Regions from separate parts of the Homo sapiens genome. Here regions 1 and 3 are each linked to region 2. A link is a contact called in ENCODE Hi-C or POLR2A ChIA-PET data. All regions are on one chromosome and are shown on one strand. The core of a region is the stretch at or near the end of the contact, and the rest is flanking DNA. Distances in the headings are between cores, read along the strand shown.

The links. A loop is a pair of places that touch in the nucleus more often than their neighbours do. ChIA-PET counts read pairs that join two places held with the same protein, here RNA polymerase II (POLR2A). Pooled maps may share reads with other maps.
Region 1: a loop to region 2 is called in a pooled map, with 5 times the contacts of the local background. The contact joins the enhancer-like site here to the promoter of EEF2KMT in region 2. A Hi-C loop is called at or near these places in 1 of 168 maps with a recorded cell type or tissue (thyroid gland), 1 of 37 single-sample maps with no recorded cell type and 4 of 50 pooled maps. POLR2A ChIA-PET finds 5 or more read pairs at or near these places in 1 of 52 experiments (WTC11).
Region 3: a loop to region 2 is called in a map with no recorded cell type, with 2.8 times the contacts of the local background. The contact joins the promoter of LINC02164 here to the promoter of EEF2KMT in region 2. A Hi-C loop is called at or near these places in 1 of 168 maps with a recorded cell type or tissue (GM12878), 7 of 37 single-sample maps with no recorded cell type and 3 of 50 pooled maps.

What each region holds. Positions count from the first base shown.
Region 1 is chr16:4,975,222-4,979,060 of GRCh38, reverse strand. The region is part of intron 2 of SEC14L5 (SEC14 like lipid binding 5); the gene reads right to left. Among named protein-coding and RNA genes, the nearest start is that of SEC14L5, 19 kb to the right of the region's middle. Within about 2 kb of position 2,125, at least 8 of the 41 ENCODE cell types and tissues checked have a DNase peak (open chromatin) inside an H3K27ac peak, as active enhancers do.
Region 2 is chr16:5,095,411-5,099,260 of GRCh38, reverse strand. It overlaps EEF2KMT (eukaryotic elongation factor 2 lysine methyltransferase), which reads left to right and starts at 1,466. Exons shown (of 8, transcript NM_201400.4): 1 at 1,466-1,617; 2 at 3,747-3,809. The coding sequence starts at 1,522. RefSeq lists silencers at 476-1,015, 1,326-1,455, 1,626-1,785 and enhancers at 1,222-1,847, 3,336-3,850.
Region 3 is chr16:5,220,028-5,223,845 of GRCh38, reverse strand. LINC02164 (long intergenic non-protein coding RNA 2164) reads left to right here and starts at 2,181. Exons shown (of 3, transcript XR_933033.2): 1 at 2,181-3,341. All of the region lies in intron 1 of LOC105371067 (a long non-coding RNA gene), which reads right to left.

The sequences.
Region 1 (3,839 bases), core at 876-3,375, 120 kb after region 2:
TTCCTGCATCTGACTTGGAGAAGATATTAAATACACTGGCTGAGGTCGGGTGAAGTGGCTCACACCTGTAATCCTGGCAGGAGGATTGTTTGAGCCCAGGACTTCGAGACCAGCCTGGGCAAAATAGTGAGACCTCATCTCTACATAAAATAAGAAAATTAACCAGGTGCAGTGGCTCACGCCTGTAATCCCAGCACTTTGGGAGGCCAAGGCGGGCAGATCACGAGGTCAAGCGATCGAGACCATCCTGGCTAACGCGGTGAAACCCGTCTCTACTAAAAATACAAAAGATTAGCCGAGCGTGGTGGCAGGCGCCTGTAGTTCCAGCTACTCGGGAGGCTGAGGCAGGAAAATGGCCTGAACCCAGGAGGCGGAGCTTGCAGTGAGCCCAGATTGCACCACTGCACTCCAGCCTGGGTGACAGAGCGAGACTCCATCTCAAAAATAAATACATAAATATTTTTAAAAAAGAAAATTACCCAAGTGTGGTGGCACGTACCTGTAATACCAGCTACTCAGGTGGCTGAGGCAGGAGAATCGCTTGAGCATAGAAGGTCAAGGCTGCAATGAGCTATGATTATGCCACTGCACTCCAGCCTGGGTGGCAGAGCAAGATCTTGTTTCTTTTTTTTCCTTTTTTTTTTGAGACGGAGTCTGACTCTGTCGCCCAGGCTGGAGTTCAGTCGCGGGATCTCGGCTCACTGCAAGCTCCGCCTCCCGGGTTCACGCCATTCTCCTGCCTCAGCCTCCCAAGTTAGCTGGGATTACAGGGGCCCGCCGTTACGCCCGGCAAATTTTTTTTGTATTTTTAATAGAGACGGGGTTTCACCGTTTTAGCCGGGATGGTTTTGATCTCGGGGCCTCGTGATCCGCCCGTCTCGCCCTCCCAAAGTGCTGGGATTACAGGCGTGAGCCACCGCGCCCGGCCAAGATCTTGTTTCTTTAAAAAATAAAATAAAGGCTGTGCACAGTGGCTCACACCTATCCTCCCAGCACTTTGGGAGGCCGAGGCAGGTGGATCACTTGAGGCCAGGAGTTCAAGACAAGCCTGGACAACATAGTGAAACCCTGTCTCTACTAAAAATGCAAAAAATTAGCCAGGCGTGGTGGTGCGCACCTGTAATCCCAGCTACTCGGGAGGCTGAGGCATGAGAATTGCTTGAACCTGAGAGGAGGAGGTGGCAGTGAGCCGAGATCATGCCACTGTACTCCAGCCTGAGCGACAGAGACTCCATCTCAAAAATAATAATAATAAATAAATAAATAAAATAAAAACACTGGCTGAATAAAATTCAAACGCCTGCCAAGTGGAGAGGGACCTTACCTAGAAGGGACCAGGGAGCCCCGGAAGGTTATAGAGCACCTCTCTTCGCAGGATGGTTGTGAGGCCTTCACAGGTCCTGGGCTCTACCCATGTCAATCACATCACACACATTAAAATGCATCCACTTTCCGTGATTTACATATACATGAGCTCATCACAGTTGAGGTCCAGATGACAGCCTGGCATGAAGTTGCCCTTGGTAGGCATTTAATTCAGCATGTGTTCATTTTAACTCTGCAGGTTTCTTTTTCTTTTCTTTTTTTTTCCTTTTTTTTTTTTTTTTTTTTTTTGAGACGGAGTCTCACTCTTTCGCCTAGGCTGGAGTGCAATGGCACGATCTCAGCTCACTGCCGCCTCCGCCTCCTGGGTTCAAACGATTCTCCTGCCTCGGCCTCCCAAGTACCTGGGATTACAGGCACCCACCACCACACCCAACTAATTTTTGTACTTTTAGTAGAGATGGGGTTTCACCATGTTGGCCAGGCTGGTCTCGAACTCCTGACCTCAAGGGATCTGCCTGCCTCAGCCTCCCAAAGTGCTGGGATTACAGGCGTGAGCCACTGCACCTGGGCCTGCAGGTTTCTTTTTGTATTCTGGAATAATTACATTTATTTTCTTTCCTTGTTAAACATTGCTGTGACCTTGAGAAACTGTGGGCCGCAGGCACCCTGCCCTGGGAGAGGCCCTGGCAGAGACCAAACAGGGCCCAGCCCCTGTGCCTTTCATACCTCCCAAGGTCCTACGGGATCAAACAGCTGACGGGACCTTTCTGTGTTGGAAACCAGCTCACACCACTAGTTTTGTCCCTGCCTAAGAGCCTCAGCTGCCGGCTCCTGTCCCTACAGTTGGCTTGACCACCCACAAATGAGACCTGAGCCTCTCCCTGCTAAACAAACACATGGTTTGGTGCTCTCAGGAACACAAGGCCACAGAAGGATTCAGTTACAGCCCTTCTGCCAGGTGGCTGGAGAGGACATCCAAGCCTGCCTGCTCAGAAAAGGAGATGGTCCAAAGCCCAGAGCCCACAGCTGCAGGGCCACAGTGGGGCAGGCAGGGACCAAGCAGGGCTGCCTCTTACGGGTCCCCATCCTGGAAAATCCATATTGACACAATTAGCATCTGGAGATGGGAGGCTGGAGCTAAATAGCCCTGAATTCCCACCCAGACTTGCCCAATTCCAGGCTGGGTAACCCCTCTTTCATTTGTAAAGTGCAATAATCATAGAACCTCCCAACTAGCACTCAGGTGGGCCTATTTTATTGCTTCATACATCACAACTACTGAAATAGGGTCATCAGCCGCTGATATCCCTGAATTTGCAGTGCTTTGCAAAATGCCTAGCACATAGTCCACACTCAATAGACATTTACAGGATGAATGAATGAACAACAGCATAGCACCGCCCTTAAGAGAGTGGGCTCTGGGGCCTGGGTTGGGATCTCTGCTCTGCCTCTCATCAGCTGTGTGAAAAAATCATCAAGCTCTCAGTTCCTTAATTCCTTTGTGTGTAAAAGGGGAAGTAAGAAAAGTAGCTACCTTGCTACTTGTCAGAAGAATAAAGGAGTCAGCTCATGCAATGTGCTTAGAGCAGTGCCTGGCACATGGTTCATTCTACATCACCATTTAAGTAAATTTAAATTTTAAAAATGAGTGAGATTCTGTAAAGTACAAAAAGCTATTTCTGCTAATCACTTGACAGATGATCCCTCCTCCCCTCCTTCCTTCCTTCCTGTTCTTCCTCATCCAAATTCAAAGGAAGCTGGAATGCCACTTACGCCAAAACGTCCAGTAAGAATGCAGAAAGAATATCCAAGCTGCACCAACATCTTCCAGCCCAATGCTCTCCCTTCCCTTTTCTATTCTGCAGGCCTGATTTGGGGGCCTGGCCACTACGCAGCCACTGAGTAAGGTGCCCCCATCGCCTGTCATACTCTTCAGGAGTCTCCCTATCAACCCCTTTCCTTCCCCCTGCAAGTCTAGGGGACCTCAGCACAGATGTGATATCAATCTACTCACCTCCTCCAACTCTTTTTTAAAAAATTGAAATATGGGTATCTACCCAAAGGAAAAGAAGTCATTATGTGAAAAAGACACATACACATGTATGTTTATAGCAGCACAATTCACAATTGCAAAAATATGGAGCCAACCCAAACGCCCATCAACCAATAAGTGGATTTTAGAAACGTGGTATATATACACCACGGAATACTACTCAGCCATAAAAAGGAACAAAATAATGTCTTTTTTTTTTTTTTTTTTTTGAGATGGAGTTTCGCTCTGTCACCCGGGCTGGAGTGCAGTGGCATGATCTCGACTCACTGCAAGCTCTGCCTCCCGGGTTCACGCCATTCTTCTGCCTCAGCCTCCCAAGTAGCTGGGACTACAGGCGCCCACCACCATGCCCAGCTAATTTTTTTGTACTTTTAGTGGAGACGGGGTTTCACCGTGTTAGCCAGGATGGTCTTGATCTCCTGACCTTGTGATCCGCCCACCTCCGCCTCCCAAAGTGCTA
Region 2 (3,850 bases), core at 217-2,716:
GTTTTCCACTCTGTCCCCACGTCTATATCACCACCACCCCCAATCCCACCCCGCAGGAGCTAACTCCTCCTTCCTGTCCCTGCAAGATCAAAACTCCTCCTGCAAGCCCCGCTAGCTCTGTCTGCTCGCCTTCGTGGCAGATATCGCTATTGTACTTTTATACTCATTTGTGTGATAAATACTTCAATGTCCACTTCTTCCACGAGCCCCTGAGCCCCTGGAGGGCCTGGACCACACCTAGTTTTTCTCACCGTTACATCTCCCTTGTCAGGTACCTGGTAGGCGCTTAATAAGTATTTGGTGAACGAATGGCTTGTTTGGTGACAGTCCAAAGGCTGGGGGACAGAGGGAAAGCTCCCTCCTTTCGGACCCCAGACGGGTGGCGCTGATGGAGAGGAGGCTTGGATAAGGCCTCCAGGACCGAAGCGCGCACCCGTAGGGCCCCTGCCAAAAAGACCTTCCTGAAGGCGGAGGAACTGCGAGAGTGCCTACGTTGGCCCAAGGCCTGACCCGACGATCCCAGGGACCCTCGCCCTAACCGGCCCCGCCTCCCGGTCCCCAAACCCGGACTCGGCCCCGCCCTAAGCTCCGGATCCTGGGGCCCGCCCCTGGCCCCGCGTCGGCAGACCGTGGCCTCGCTGCTGGGCCTGCCTCAAACCCTCCACAGGTAACGCCTCCCGAACTTGAGCCACATTCCGATCCCCTCCTCAAACCCCTCCCCGTTTCCCACGCCCTGGACCCCTCGCTCCGTCTCGGCCCCGCCCCAAGCCCAGCTAGGTCTCGGCCCCTGAGCCCAGCCCCGACCGGCCTCCCAGTCCCTGGGTCCCTCCCGACACCGGCCCCTCCCTAAGCTCCGCCTCCCAGGGCCCGCCTCCTGAGCGCAGCCCGCAGCCCGGACTCGGCCCCGCCTCCCGGACCCTGGGCCCCTCCCCACGTCGGCCCGTCCTAAGCTCCGCCTCCCAGAGTCCGAGCACCGCCTGGCCATGTGCTACGACATAGTCAACGCCCCGCCCCGGCCCCGCCTCCTGAGCTCTTCTCTGGGTCTGGCCTTAGCGCCGCCCTAAGACCTGTCTCCTGGGCTCTGCTCCGAGTCTCGCCTCCTGAACCCAATGGCGTTTATCCCTGCCCTAATGCCCGCCTCCAGGACTCTTATCCTGCCCCCACGCAAGGCCCCGCCTCCAGGACGCCACCAACCTGGACGCTTCTGAAGCCCAGCTTCCAGGATCGCCCTATCCTGGCCCCGCCCCAGGACCCGCCAACCTGGACTCTACCCAGGACCTGCCCCCTACCCAGGACCTGCCCCAACGACGCTTATCCTGGCCCCACCCCAGGCCCCGCCCTCATAACAATCATCCTGGCCCCGCCCTAGAGTCCGCCCCCACGACGTTCCTCCTGACCCCCGGGGGACCCCCGGGCCCCGCCCCCTCTCTGCCCCCGCTCACTGCCCTGGGCCCGCCCCCTCTTCAGTCCAGGCCGGGCTTCCGCCCGGTCTGCCGGCAACGCTGCGGCCCCGCCCACGTCATGGCGCCCGAGGAGAACGCGGGGACCGAACTCTTGCTGCAGAGTTTCGAGCGCCGCTTCCTGGCGGCACGCACACTGCGCTCCTTCCCCTGGCAGGTGGGCGGCGGGGCGAGCGGAGAGGCCCGCGGGGCTCGCGGGAGTCCAGGGGCAGACGGGACGGGTCTCCGTGCTGAAGCCCCTGGCGCTCCCGCCACGTGAGTTCCTGGGCTCCCGCCGGTCAGGGCCGCGCGACCCGGTCCCCGTCCCTGGGGCCTGGCCAGAGTCGCTCGCACCCCTCCTGCCCCGCGAGCTGGCGGGGGAAGCTGGGGGCGTCTCCACAGCCTTGGGGGGCAGACGCGCGCTCGGTGTGGGGTACAGTTCACGATCATTTTCACGACTTTTTAAAGGCAGTAATCGTTCTGGTCACTGGGACACAGCTGCCCTCGCCCATTCTAAAAAGTCAGCGCCGTCAGGACCGCAGGTAACCACGTCCTCCTGAGCGCGGTGACCGGGTCACAGGCTGTCCCTCGTGCCTCAGTATTCTCATCTGTATGTTGAGCACTGCACAGAATCGGCTCATGCTCTGAGGCTGTCACGCCTGTGATGGAAGAGACAGAGAAGGGGGTGGCCTCTCCTCGCCCTGGGGACCTGCCATTCTCAGCACAGGCCCATGGCAGGCAGCAGCCTCCCTTCTGCCAGCAGAGGGGCTTAATGCACCCGGCCTCATTTGTAATTCATGTGCGGTGAGCTCACTGGGATGAGTGAGTTTGGATATATATTCCTCCCTGGGTCTGCCCCATTTTATGGGGTGTTGCTTAATCATTTGCGTTATTCCATTGACATAAAATATTTGCACTCAGAGATCATTTCTGGTCAAGAGAAATTCGTGCATTTTTAACCCAAAATAGAAACCTTCATAAAAGCATCATAGGTCTCCATTCAGTATTGACTGTAATTGTTCACATGCCCACGCTGAATGCTAACTTGGGCTCACCCTCAACACCCACGAGGTGGGTACTATTATTACCACTCACATTTGACCAGAGGGATTGTTTGATTAGGGTGCAGTAGTTGAGAGTTCAGACCCAGGAGACAGCCTGTCTGCTTCGAATCCTGGCCCAGCCCCTGGCCCTGTGTGACCTTGGGCAAGTGACTGCATCTCTCTGTGCTGTTTTCTTATTAATAAAATGGGGGATATAATGATACCTACCTCTTAGGGTTGTTGTCAGGGTTGAGTACAAAAGCCTGTGGATCAGTGCCTGGCTCATGGTAAATACATGTTGGTGTTAGCTAGTGTTTTTATTCAGTCTCAAAATGTTTAATAAATGCCTTCTGTGAGCCAGGCACCATGGATCAGCAGTACCCATGACAGATGAGGCTCTGCTTGCATGGGAGAGCCAGAGAATAAACAAATAAATAAACAAGAAAAGACCAGATGACAGTGGCTTTAAAGCCAATAAAACAGGGAAATAGTGAATGCGGGAACTGGGAAGAAGAGTCACCAAAGTCAGGGAATCAGGGAAGCCTTCCCCAAAGAGGTGGCATTTGAACTGGGGCCTGAGTGGTGAAGCAGCCAGCCATGGGAAGGGCTTGGGGAACAGGATATGCAAAGGCCCTGTGGTGGAAACAAGCCAGCTGTGGTTGAGGAACAACACCAAGGCAGCCAGTGTGGCTGGAGTGGAGTGAGCAGGGTGGGCCAGGGGTGAGGGAGAACAGGCCAGAGAGAGGGATTAGGACCAGGTCTTGTAGGGCCTTTTATGGCATGGAGGGAGCTCTGAAGCAATGAAGTGCCTTGCCCTGTGTCACATACCAGCCGAGACAGTCTGCCTAACTCGGGAGCCAAGGCTCGCTGCTGGGCTTGAGGCCCCTGTAAGAGGATAATGTAACTCAGGCTGGTATGGGCACATTCTGCATCTCCACTTAGATGGCAAGCCCATCAAACCTTGGTGCCATGGCTGCCCTGGTAATTCCTGGCTGAGCAGTGCAACCAGGGAGCTGGCCCATGACCCGGGTGGCCGCTAAGTAGCCAGGACTAATGTGGCCAAAAGTCAGCCTTCTTCCTGTGACTCATCCAGGTGCACCCTGCGACATCTGAATGTCAGGCTTTCAGCCGCTGTGGCTTCCACTTCCAACTGGCTCCACGTCCCCAGGGAGGGATCACACAGCGCTTTGCCAACACATTCTATTGCGTGTTTAATGTTCCTGTGAATGCGCCCTTGAGATTTCTCTCTTTCCCCTCCACACAGAGCTTAGAAGCAAAGTTAAGAGACTCATCAGATTCTGAGCTGCTGCGGGATATTTTGCACAAGGTAAGAATCCCAGAGTCCCTGGGACTCATGACCCTGCCTCC
Region 3 (3,818 bases), core at 932-3,431, 120 kb before region 2:
CTGCACTCCAGGCTGAATGACAGCATGAGACTGTCTCAAAAAAACAAACAAACAAACAAACAAACAAACAAAAAAACACCTATCTGTGTCCAGCTTCATCCTTCCTCCTCATCAGAATCCTGATTTTGGAGAAGTAGTATATCATAATGGCTAACAGGGAAGACTTTGAATCCAGCCTGCCCGAGTTCAATTCCCAGCTTCACCACTCACTGTGTGACATTGAACAAGTTATCTAACCCTTCTGTGCCTTGGTTTCCCCACCTGCAAAATGGAGAGGCTAATCCCTTCCTAATGGAATTGTGCGGTTTAGTTGAGTTTATATATACAAATCACTTGCAACAGTGTCTGGCATGTAGTAAGTGCTCAAAAACTGTTGCCATACTGGCTTTTGTCCGCATGTTTATTATTTTCAGCCTTATTTGATTTGCCTCTTGCTATAAGCTTCCTTGAGCCCTTTTGGGGAAGAAGCAGAACACAAATCAATTTAATAAATGGACTACTCAAATATAACATTTACAAGGTGGACTTAATCTAACAGATTTCTCCTAATAAGACACATTTGCAAGTTAAACTGTCTAATTTGGTAATATCTTTCAACATGTTAAGTGCACGGACCCTCTGCCCAGCAATCTCACTTCTGGGGACTGATCCTCGAGATACAACTGCATGAGTGACCCCAAATGGTACATGAGGAAATTTTATTGCAGCATCGTTTAGAAAAGCAAACAACCAAAACAACCGAAGTGTCCCTGATGGGAGTTCGGCTAAATGAATTTATGGTATAGCCATAAAGCAGAATATGCACAGCTACTAAAAAATGGAGCAAGCTTTTATGCGCCAGCATAGAGAGATCCTTAGGACATGTGGCTTCTGTAAAAAAGGAGCTGCACAATGTTGTATAGAGCATGACTCATTTGTGCTTCTAAGTATATGTGTACTCCTACATAAACTCATACACATATGTACACATGCACACACAGATACTCACCACAGTCATTATATCTACATTTTACAGATGACACTGAAACCCAGATTTTGGATTTTGTTTTTTTAATCCCAACTGACAGTCACTGTCTTTTAATTAAAAAAAAAAAAAGTACAATCTACTTAGTGTAAGTGATATGCTTGATTTTGATCCTTTGATACTGCTTCATGCTTGTTATTTATTTTCCTTTATTTCCTATTTTCATTTTTCCCTGGTTGGAACAAGCTTTTGTTTGCTCCCTCTTGTCTTTAGGAATTGACTTTCCCTTTCCAAGCATTCATAAATATGTTTCTCTATCATTCTATGGAAACAAGATGCCAACCCCTGCCTTCACCAAATGTTATCATTCCTTCTTCTTCTGCCTGCCTCTCCTCAATAAGATAAGGGCTTTTTAAGGCTTCCACCAAACTCCTTCCACCACCCTCTTAGTTTTGCTGAGAAATGTTCTAACTGGAGCTATTGGGTATTTCTGTTTTAATGAAAACAATTCAATGCCATGTTTCTGCCTTATGTGTTGAAACCACCCTCTTTCTCTGGATTGAGTAATGCACTGAAGCTTTCCAGATTTAACCAATAAGTTCACTTGCAAACAGCAGAAACACAATTCAAACCAGCTTACATTAAAATACTGGCAACTTATGTACCCCGCAAGTTTGAGGGGATGGTCCTAGTGCGCTGGATTTCTCGCCAGGCCTTAGCTGCCTCCCTGCGGGGAAGGGCTCGGGACCTGCAGCCCACCATGCCTGAGCCTCCCCGCCGTGGGCTCCTGCGCTGCCGGAGCCTCCCCGACGAGCGCCGCCCCCTGCTCCATGGCGCCCAGTCCCATCGACCACCCAAGGGCTGAGGAGTGCGGGCGCACGGCACAGGACTAGCAGGCAGCTCCACCTGCGGCCCCGGTGCAGAATCCACTGGGTGAAGCCAGCTGGGCTCCTGAGTGTGGTGGGGACTTGGAGAACCTTTATGTCTAGCTAAGGGATTGTAAATACACCAATCAGCACTCTGTATCTAGCTCAAGGTTTGTAAACACACCAGTCAGCACCCTGTGTCTAGCTCAGGGTTTGTGAATGCACCAGTCGACACTCTGTATCTAGCTAATCTAGTGGGGAGGTGGAGAACTTTTGTGTCCACCCTCTGTATCTAGCTAATCTAGTAGGGAGGGGGAGAACTTTTGTGTCTAGCTAAAGGATTGTAAACGCACCAATCAGCACCCTGTCAAAGCAGACCAATCAGCTGTCTGTAAAACCAACCAATCAGCTCTCTGTAAAATGGACCAATCAGCAGGATGTGGGTGGGGCCAGATAAGGGAATAAAAGCAGGCTGCCCCAGCCAGTAGTGGCAACCTGCTGGGGTCCCCTTCCACGCTGTGGCAGCTTTGTTCTTTGGCTCTTTGCAATAAATCTTGCTGCTGCTCACTCTTTAGGTCCACACTCCCTTTATGAGCTGTAACACTCACCACAAAGGTCTGCAGCTTCACTCCTGAAGCCAGCGAGACCACGAGCCCACCAGGAGGAAGAAACTCTGAACGCATCCGAACATCAGAAGGAACAAACTGCGGACACGCCCTCTTTAAGAACTGAGACACTCACCGTGAGGGTCCGCAGCTTCATTCTTGAAGTCAGTGAGACCAAGAACCCACCAATTCCGGACAACTAGCTTCAGACTTAGCTGCATCTAGGTTCAAATAATGTCATCAGGGTCCTCTGTATGTCTCTCTCTTTATCCCTCAGCTCCACTTTGCTTTATTATCAGACAAGCTTTATCCAGGTGGACACAAGACGGCAGTTCACGGTCTCAAGCCTGTGTACTACACACAGCCCTCAATACCAGCTTAGGAGAAAGTGTCTTTCCCACAACCTCTGAGAAAAGACTCATGGAAAGTAGTGATTGGTCCATTCTTAGGATATATCCATTCCTGGACCAATCAATGTGGCCAGCAGGATTGAGTCCTCTGATTGGACAAGGCTGAGTCATGTGACCTCCCTGAACCACATAAACTGAATAATACTGTTCTGAAAATAGGAGAAAGTGGTTTGCAGAAAAGATGAGGTGCTGGCCTGACCACGGTGCGTGCCCCTTGGTCAACAAACAGAATCTGAAGAATCCAGGAAATCACAAAGGATTCTAAGAGGTCACAAAGACTGATGTTATCAGGCCCCAAAGCTTCTACATGAGTGTCAAGAGAAAAAATACCTTGATCACTCAGGTGCCCTCTCCTCAGTTTTTCTCTGTCCAGGCTTGAAGAACTATAACCATTTCCAAGTTCTAAAAGGACAGGTGGGGGAGTTATTTGTTTGTTTATTTGTTTGTTTTGATTTCAGAAAGATGTGAACTCCAGGATCTCTTGAGAGACTGCCAGGTAAGCAACCCTGTGGTTAAAATTCAGTCTTTGGTCCCACACTCATGATAAATGCAATCATAGCTTCATACATCTGGCATCAAGAAACAGTAATCTTTCAGCAAAAACTCTCACTTGGTGTATTTTTCTCAGCCTTGTCACAAGACCTTCCAATTTAACCTGAAGACACTCCTGAATTAGTAGGAAGCTCAACAATATTTCTTCCCTGACAAATCCTTGTACTTCAGCTCCAGCTATCTCTGGGAATGCAAGGTGACTCCTTGTTGGGAAAATACTGCATTTGTCCCTTCCACGGTAATGGGCTGTTGCTCACCATATATAGTGAGATTTTTCCAAGAAAGAGAAATATGTCCCCTTTGCTCCATAACCTAAGAAGAAAATAAAAACCATATTCGCCCAAATAGAAGAAGGTTGAATTTTGCTTGTTATTGTCAGCTTTGAGACTACATTGATTACTTCTAGACAAAAAAAAAAATG